2 separate regions of the Homo sapiens genome follow, and region 1 is linked to region 2. The links are chromatin loops, found by intact Hi-C in ENCODE. Cell type or tissue: A673. All regions are shown on one strand. Links, peaks and the distances in the headings refer to the core of each region. The heading gives the core; the rest is flanking DNA.

Region 1 (4,393 bases), core at 89-4,088, 190 kb before region 2:
AGCATACCAAATAAAATTTCTTGAAAGAAAAGATTGTGTTCATTTCATGTTTTTAGAAACATATTTGCTGAACCAGTTATGTACCTACATGTAAACCCACTGCATATCCAAGATAGGGAAACTGGGGCTCAGCGTGCATGTACCACAGCCAAGGAGAAAGAATGCAAATATTCAGAGGGCCTACAGGTGCCAGATACTTCACATACCTACATTAGCCCTTCTAACCTCACAACAATTCTGTCATTTTCTCACAGTTTTACAGATGAAGACACTGAGGTTCAGGGAAGTCTACTCATTTGCCCAAGGTCACCTTTTTAGCAAGCGGTGCAGTGAGGACTCAAACCCAGAATAACCTGCTGCCTCCCAGGCCCTCATTCTCTCCGCTACCCTCAGCTGCTTCTCTATTTATTTTGGAGATCTCCATAGGGTCAAATTCAGGGTCCCACCAACAATGAGGGCCCAGAAATACTTACTACTTGATGAATCAAAACCTTAAGGTTTTCTGACTTTGTTTATCTATTAGGCTGAAATCTTTCATTTCTGTTCTATTAGCCTTTCCCTCTCCCAGGGCTCTCCCAGATGTCTCTCTGTGTGAGGGACACAAGAACATGTGGATTCCAGCTCTTACAACTCAGCTTCTTTTTCAATGGGCCAAGAGTCCACAACTCTCTCCCTGTGGCTTTGCTCCACTCATCAATGACCTAGCAGACTCAAGAGCTGGAAGCTATTTTTGTTTACAGTTTCAAGACAGCAAGATTGTGTGTAAGTTGTATTTCTTTAATTTAATTTGCATTTAGCTGTGATAGAAAATGTAGATCCTGGCTGGGCACGGCAGCTCACGCTTATAATCCCAGCACTTTGGGAGGCAGAGGCAGGCGGGTCACTTGAGGTCAGCAGTTCAAGACCAGCCTGGCCAACACGGTGAAACCCCGTCTCTACTAAAAATACAAAAATTAGTGGGGCGTGGTGGCATGCGCCTGTAATCCCAGCTACTCGGGAGGCTGAAGCAGGAGAATCGCTTGAACCTGGGAGGCAGAGGTTGCAGTGAGCCAAGATAGAGCCATTGCCCTCCAGCCCGGGTGACAGAGTGAGACTCTGTCTCAAGAAAAAAAAAAAAAAGTAAATCCTAAGAGGAATCCCATAGGTTTAAAATCTACAAAAGCAATGAGACCTCTCTATAATGTTGGTAACGTGGAAGAAAGTAATTCCAACATTCAAGGCTAACCCTTAATATATTTTGGTTTACCTCTGGCTCCTGGTAGCTGTGTTTCTTGGCTATGCTATGATACTAATTCCATGTAATTTAAGCTGAGTTAGAAATCTTCGGTCCGTGGCAGAATTGAAGAGACTCTCACCTTAGCAGCCTGCGGCAGCTCTCCCCACAGCCAAAGCATTTCTGGGTTCTTCTGCCCTGTCCTTTCCGTGGACTTGCTGACCAATTCTGAATCACTTTTAGGTGTTGAAGGTCGGGAACCGGAAGGACTTAAGGAAAACACAAAGCGAAAATTAAGGTGGGAAAAGAAACTTTTGTAAATGTTTTGGGCCCAGCTCCATGGCTCAAATAGCCCAGAAAATGCACCCCCAGCTGTCGTTCGCTCTGAGCGGAGCCTCATGACAAATCCCTCCTCCGGCCACCAGGGGGCAGGGAAGCGCCTCCCATGGAAGGCGCTCCACGTGGGTCGCCCGCCCCACCCTGCCGCCTGGTGCACCGCGGGGGAGAGGAGAAAAAGAAGTGGCCCAGAATACAAAAGAAAGAGATGGAAAGAGAAAGGGAAAAATAGTCTGTTCTTACCTCAAAAAGACCACCCTTCCCCACCCCACTCTGCACTCGCATCTCCTGCAATCTGTTTCCAAATCAAGTTCCTCTGCTGTCAGAGGGCTGCAAAAGGGTCTTGGTTGGCTCGGGCAGGCACTCATTAGAGTCCATATTTTAAATATTTATCATCTGCACTGGCCTGGGAAACAGGGAAATTATATGATGTGCCAATTTTACCAAAGATGCTGGATGCCACAAATAAACTCGATAACGTTGGGCAGGAGCCTACAAGTTGAAATTTTCTAAGATCTTATGTCTTCCAGGAATACTTCACAAGGGACTCACCAACTGGTTAAGGCTCGCTCAGTAACCACCTCCATGTTTCCTGAATTTTTACTCTGAAGACCCAAACAAGGTCTTACTTCTGCCCAGCCAAAGTAACCATCCAAAAGTCATTAACTTATCCACAAGATCCTCACCATATTCTAAACAACTTAGAGAAATATTATTTACAGCAGCAATTCTTGTAATTATTTATTGCCGCATAATAACATGGTTAATTATTGCTTATTTTCCCACATCATTTCCTCTAGAGGAAGGCGGCAGGGTTTTTCAGACAAAGCAGGAAATAAAGCTTTCAGTTTCCCTTGCCGTCTTCTTTCCCAGACCTTATCTATTCTTCGGAAACTGATGCTTCTGGTCTCATTTACCTAGAGTTCAACTCCAATTGAATATAACTTTCCTGTCAATACAAGGTGAGTTCATGATGATACATAACTTGTATCCAACAAACAGGGACCTTGTGGGCTAAACTGATCCTGAATCTCTTTGATCAAGCTGCATAGAGCAGCCAGACCAAGTGCCATCTCTCTCATCTCACACCAAGGGGCAGAGGGTGGTCCCTGCTCCCTTGGTGCCCATGACTCCCAGCCCTTCTAATGACGTGCTGCCACGGGGCAGCCTGCACGCTCTCTTTCGCCTGCCTGGGGAGAGGAGGCTCCTGACATCACATTAGGAGAGCTTCTGCAATGGGACACCCTGCTCCCAACAGACACACATTTCTGCCCTTTAGGGAGCAGTCCTATAAGAAGGCACGTGGGCCCCCCCACGTCCATGTGGGAAAGGCTCCTGGCCTTTCAACCTCCTTGCTCTTCCAGTTCCACAACTGGACTTCTCCAAAGAGACAACGCTTTGGTGGCACTGAAGCGTCTACAGTCACGTGTTCGGTATCACTGCAATGGGAAAAGCGCAGGCTGTGGCCTCCAGCGAGGGGCCTCAGTACCTACAAGTGTGACCGCAATCCACTCTTTCTCCAGCATCATCATGGAATAAGTCCATCAAAACCAACTTCTCACCCTCAACGGTGCTGTTCCCAAACCTCAAAGTATCTAAAAAGCTCTTGCCATTCTGTTTCACCAGACAAAATAGAACATATTTGGCTATAAGTTCTTTGCAGCAATAAATTATCTCACTGTCACTAAATGAAATAAAGTCCTTTAGACAAAGCTTGCTCCGAACAGGGGTCGGCAAACATTTTCTGTAAAGAGCCCAGTGGCAGATATCTCGGGCTTTACGGGTTTTACGACGTCTGTCGCAACCACTCGCTGCTGTGGTGGTGTGAAAGCAGCCACAGCCAGTATGTAAACCAACTGCCTATGCCCGGGAAAGTCTGACAGAGGCAGATGGTGGACCAGATTTGACCCATGGGCCGTGCTTTACCAACCTCTGCTCTAGAAGAACGAAATGCGGAACACGGTTCTCCTGCAGCAATTCCCAACTCCAGAGTTCCTAACATTCTGGTCCCTTCATAAAAGCCACGAGCCACAAAACCCATAGAGGCACTCAGGCGTGCAACTCACGCATAAGGAGCCCAGCCCTACGAGAAAGTCTGCTGCAAGTCCCTCCCCAACAGCAAACAGGCCACCACCATAAATGCTGCCCGTTCAGGCCACAGCAACCCTTCTCCAAAGGTCTCGTGCACAAACACAGATGCGCTTTCTGCCGACCGTCACTGAGGGAATTCAGACAGACCAAAAAGGACGCAGGAATGGGGCCCACTGCCAAGTGGGATTTACCAGAAAGATGACTCCAAAGTGCTCCGTCATGAAATATTATTATTTTAAGATCAAGGGTTGTTCAAAAAAGTAAGCTTACAAGGTCAATGACTGATGTTCATAAACAAGGTATTTATTAGCCTTATCAAAGTTTTCAGTATTTTTGCCAGTCCCAATAAGGCTAGTTAGTTTTAACTATTAACAACTTTGTTTTCCTCATTTTAAACGGACTTTTCTTCTGCAAATGTAGCCTCTGAATGAAGTACATCCTGAGGTCTGGATCTTTAATCAAAAAGACAAAAGGTTTTCCACGTACAAATTAATCGTAGCTTCATTTGCTAAGGCTTACAAAGTAAACCATGTAAGTCCACAAAGTAGGTAGGTCAAAACTGAGGGAATGAAGGCAGAAATCTGAGATGACTACATCGAGTGAACACACCAACCTTTGATCCTCAGCCTGAGACCCAGCCCAGGCCATTCTCCAAGATTCTGTTCTAGAAATGCTGTGGAAAGTGTCTGACTCCATTATTCAGACAGCCCAATAAACTACTTAAATGTTTATAATAAATTAAAGTGGTATTCC
Region 2 (4,393 bases), core at 111-4,110:
TTCCTGGCTCAAAGCAGAAGCAGGTGACGCCCTGCCTGCACCTCCAAGCCCTGCACCCTGTCCTAGCTCTGTTTCCTGAGCACCGTGGTCTTCGGGCCTACCACAGACACGCCATGGCCACGTAAAAAAACACACACAACATGACTGAAAGAATGTTGGTCTTCATTTGAGGTAGACAGTGGGGCCCAGTGGAACTGCCTCGGTCATTGGTCCTGCGTCATGCTAAGGTCGAAACTCAGAGTTGCACTCTACTTCCTGAATACCCCGTCCAGTTTTTGTGTTTTAGGAAAAAGACATGCTCTTTCTTATTTCTTAATTAACAGTAGGGTGCTTCTCTCACTTTCCTACAATCCTCTCTACTCTATCTACAAGCATGATACCAAATGCAATAATAACGTATTTAAGAGGGGCCTGCGTGCACGGTGTGTGTGTGCCGTGCCCACGCGTGTATGTATGTGTGTGTTGCCATGTGCCAGCCATTCTGGTGCCTACATATCACCAGCCAAGCCCTGCTGAATCCCCCCAGGGTTTCCCATTGCAACATCCCCAGCTTCATCAAAGAGATTTCTTCAGCTGAGCCAAAAGTCTACCCCCACGTAGCGTACGTTAGCCCACTGCACAAAACAGATCAAATCTAATTTTGTTTGATGCTTCTACAGTGGTGACCACGGCTATCTTTGCCCAACCAAAGTAGATTTCATAGTCAAAAAATACTAGTGGCGTGGGTGATAACAGGAGACAACCCACCAGAGCGGAGCTCCTGCAGCCAGGGAGTGATTTGTTTTTTCCTAATCTTCGGCACTCAGCACCGGGTCTGGGACCACGGCAGAAGCTCAATGAAGCTGAGCAAACGAAGGAAAGAATGAGTGAACAGGCAAATAGACTTCATGGCAGGGAATCATTTCACCTGGACCCACTGTGGAAAGTTGTGACAAGCTCCATCATTCTTGGCATCTGATCAGGGGCTGAGCTAGTGACTGGCTCTGCCTTGTTCTTTCCTTGCCCTGGAAAGCATTTTAGGTTTGTCTCAGGAGGATACCCTTGGAGTCAGACCGGGATGAGGTCTCGCTTTTGCCTGTTTCTCATGCCTTCCTTTAGGTTCTCCCATCCCCACGACTCGGTGCACTGCTGTACTTGCCTTTAAATATCACTGGCTTGGCCTTGCATATTTTCAGCAAGTTGTCAGGAACAGACACTGGTTCTCCAGAGGCCACCACTGGAAAGGTGACTGAAGCTGGTCCCACCAAGCCAACCTGCGGCACGCAGGACATGCCTGCGCTCTCTAGGAACACCCAAGAATATTAGTGAAAACATCAGACAAGGCATCCACCTCTCACATACCTGACATCAGGCCAGCCAGCAAATCTGCTACCCTCTGACCAACGTCCCTGATTACAGGAGCACCAAACTCTTAGAGTCACAGATTCCTAAGGTCAACGGCACCTTTAAGTTCATTCCGCCCATCCTTCCCCCAGTAGTTCAGTCTCCTCTTCGATATCCCTGCCAAGTCATAAATAGCCCCTTTTAAAATTTCTCAAGGATCAGAGAACTCACTATCATACACGGATCCTAGACCTTGCAAAGCAATTTTAACATGTGAGAAAGAGGTCTTTTGTCACACCAAACTCTGCCTCCTTAGAACTCCCTCATCAGTACACACGCACATTCACACTCGTGCGCACGCACACACGCACACATACACACAACTGGCAGCAGCACTACCACCAGTACCCAAGTCTGGAATTCTGGGCAAGGCTGCCATCACTTACCATACTTAGCTCTGTTCCCACCACCTTGGGGGCAGCCACCATCTGGAGCTGATGGAGATTCTGGAGACCACCCTTTGTGGCGTTTTTTGGGGGGCCCGGAGTTTGACAAGATACCTAGACAATATTCAGAGTGTGGATTAGGCTATCACCAGGACAGGGCTCCAATAAAATTTACCCTTGGTTTGGAGAACAATGATCTGTTTTGTTTTGTTTTTTTTTTTCTAATCACAGATTCACGTGGGTTTTAAGGACCTAGTGAAATATCTATGCATAAGGAAATGTCAATTTTTGTAAATGTTTCATTCCGACCTGGACCGGTTCACCCCTCCTTAGGCAACCTGGTGGTCCTCCACTCCCGGGAGGTCACCATATTGATGCCAAACTTAGTGCGGACACCCGATCGGCATAGCGCACTACAGCCCAGAACTCCTGGACTCAAGCGATCCTCCAGCCTCAGCCTCCCAAGTAGCTGGGACTACAGGCACGCGCCACCGCGCCCGGCTGTAAATGTTTCATTCCAAAGTTGTGTGTGTGTCTAAACGATCTCTCTCTGAGCCCGAGCTCCTTCATCTTTAAAATAGGACACTAAATCCTACTCTGAAAGGTGGTTTGATCAGGACTAAAGAGAATGTATGTAGAGTGCTTTGTGCAACGAATTGTGGGGAGCTTGGACCCAATAAGGTAGCCAGAATTACCCACATCATCATCATCTTCACTACCATCATTATTGTTATCGACATATTCCAATACACTTCTGAAGGGCTGGAAGAGAGAAATATGTTTGTGCAGACAGGCGGCAGCAGTATTTGATCCACCACCACAGCTCCACCGCTTGGGGGCAGTACTGATCCACCTGTGCTCCCCTCCCTGCCCCAGCCTGGAAAGCTAATTTCAGACTCAAAAAAATCAAGTACAGAGCAGCGCATCCACTCCAATGAGTCATCCCCGCCCACTCTAGACAACAGCATGCTCATGACTCAAACTATCTTCGTGAATGGTTCAAAATATCAAGAATTGGTTTCCATAGTTTCTTGACTAACCAGACACAAAATTTCCCCTACATGCAGAGATTCATGTCTCAACTTCAACTGTACATTAAACTCAACCGGGAAACTTTTAAAACTCTGTCTGGATGCAATCTCATCCCAAGTAAACCAGAAGCCCAGCATGGGAGCAGGACCCAGGCATCCCAATATCTCAACGCTTCTTCTTGATTCTAACGCACAGCCCGGGTGGAGAAATACCAATCAGAGCAACGGTTCTCCAGGTGTGACCCGAGGCACTGCACAGAACCCCCATGGGCCTATTAAACCTGTGTGTCCCTGGGCCCTGCCTTGACCTCCAGAATCACATCTCTGGAAACGACAGTAAAAAAACACCATCCTTTGTAAGCCAGCCTGGTGATTTTTTTTTTCGAGACAGAGTCTCGCTCTTGTTGCCCAGGCTGGAGTGCAGTGGCGCGGCCTCAGCTCACTGCAACCTCTGCCTCCTGAGTTCAAGCGATTCTCCTGCCTCAGTCTCCCGAGTAGCTGGGATTACAAGCGCGCACCACCACACCCGGCCAATTTTTGTATTTTTAGTAGAGACAGGGTTTCACCGTGTTGGTCAGGCTGGTCTCAAACTCCTGACCTCAGGTGATCCGCCTGCTCAGCCTCCCAAAGTGCCGAGATTATAGGTGTGAGCCAATGCACCCGACCAGCCTGGTAATTTTTAAGCACGCTGCAGGGTGAGAATCATTGCTTTAGAGTCTCTCAAGAGTAAACAAAAAAAAAATTATCACTTCATTTGACTGACTGAAAGTAAACAAAAAGTTAAAAGCATAAAGTACTTTGTTTACAAAGAGCTTTCAAAGCCGTGGGCTCCTTTGGCCCTCCCAACAACCACTGACGCAGCTGCTGCTTTCCTCCTTCCTGTTTGCAGGGATGAGGCCTTAGACTCTGCAAACATCTGTCCCCAATTGCGATGGGAGACCCCCCACAGAGGCTAAGCAGCCAGCTCCTCTAAAAGCTCTACTGAACGACCAAAGGGGACAGGGCTTGGAATTGGATCTCAGTAAGGATTGAAGAGACGCAGATGTTTTCTCACTTTGGGAAGATAACCCTATAAATAGTTCTAAATAGACCCTAAGCCCGTGAGCTCTTCCCAAATGATGTCACCAGGAACTGCTCCCATGGTACCAATGTGGATCAACTATTTCTCAAAATGTCTCTTGGGGAGGTACTATTTGGCATTTTTTGGAGATGACTCATTATGTAGCCTGTTTGGTGCGGGACATTGTGCATCCTGCCCGCTCTGTCCCAGCACCAAATGCCAGTAAGACCCTGGGCCTGGGACAACAAATCCATCCTTTACCAGAACATTTCCTACCCCCGCCCCCAGGGGGCAGCACTTCTCCATTGCGAACCAGTGAGTGACAGGACTCTAGGCTTCAGTAAACTCCATGTGGTATTAGACGCAGTTTCTTAAAAATTGATTTTGAGCTCTCTCCCCAGAGCAGAGGAGAAGGCCCAGGAACTCCGACACTTCAGCTGTGCTCAACGCAACTCAACCCAGCCAGCGTCATGCCCTCTGGCGGAGCTCCCCAGCAGCTGGTACCAGCGGCTCCAAGATGCACATGACCAAGG

Evidence for each region. Peaks named below come from ENCODE experiments on the same cell type or tissue, not always from the same donor. Only the 100,000 strongest peaks of a DNase experiment are listed, where the experiment ranks them.
Region 1: it touches region 2 in a loop (10-fold over the local background); 12 of 110 quality-filtered maps call a loop at or near these places.

The regions. Positions count from the first base shown.
Region 1 is chr2:11,776,608-11,781,000 of GRCh38, reverse strand. LPIN1 (lipin 1) reads right to left here. Exons shown (of 21, transcript NM_001349206.2): 7 at 1,356-1,482. Among named protein-coding and RNA genes, the nearest start is that of MIR548S, 11 kb to the right of the region's middle. RefSeq lists an enhancer at 874-2,073. In A673, for the core only: a CTCF peak has its summit at 1,617 (motif pointing right); a DNase peak (open chromatin) is centred at 1,670.
Region 2 is chr2:11,582,651-11,587,043 of GRCh38, reverse strand. It overlaps GREB1 (growth regulating estrogen receptor binding 1), which reads right to left. Exons shown (of 33, transcript NM_014668.4): 8 at 1,770-1,883; 9 at 1,139-1,282. It also overlaps the pseudogene RN7SL674P. Among named protein-coding and RNA genes, the nearest start is that of MIR4429, 44 kb to the right of the region's middle. RefSeq lists a silencer at 2,539-2,628 and an enhancer at 4,007-4,301. In A673, for the core only: CTCF peaks have their summits at 2,601 (motif pointing right) and 3,951; DNase peaks (open chromatin) are centred at 2,673 and 3,743.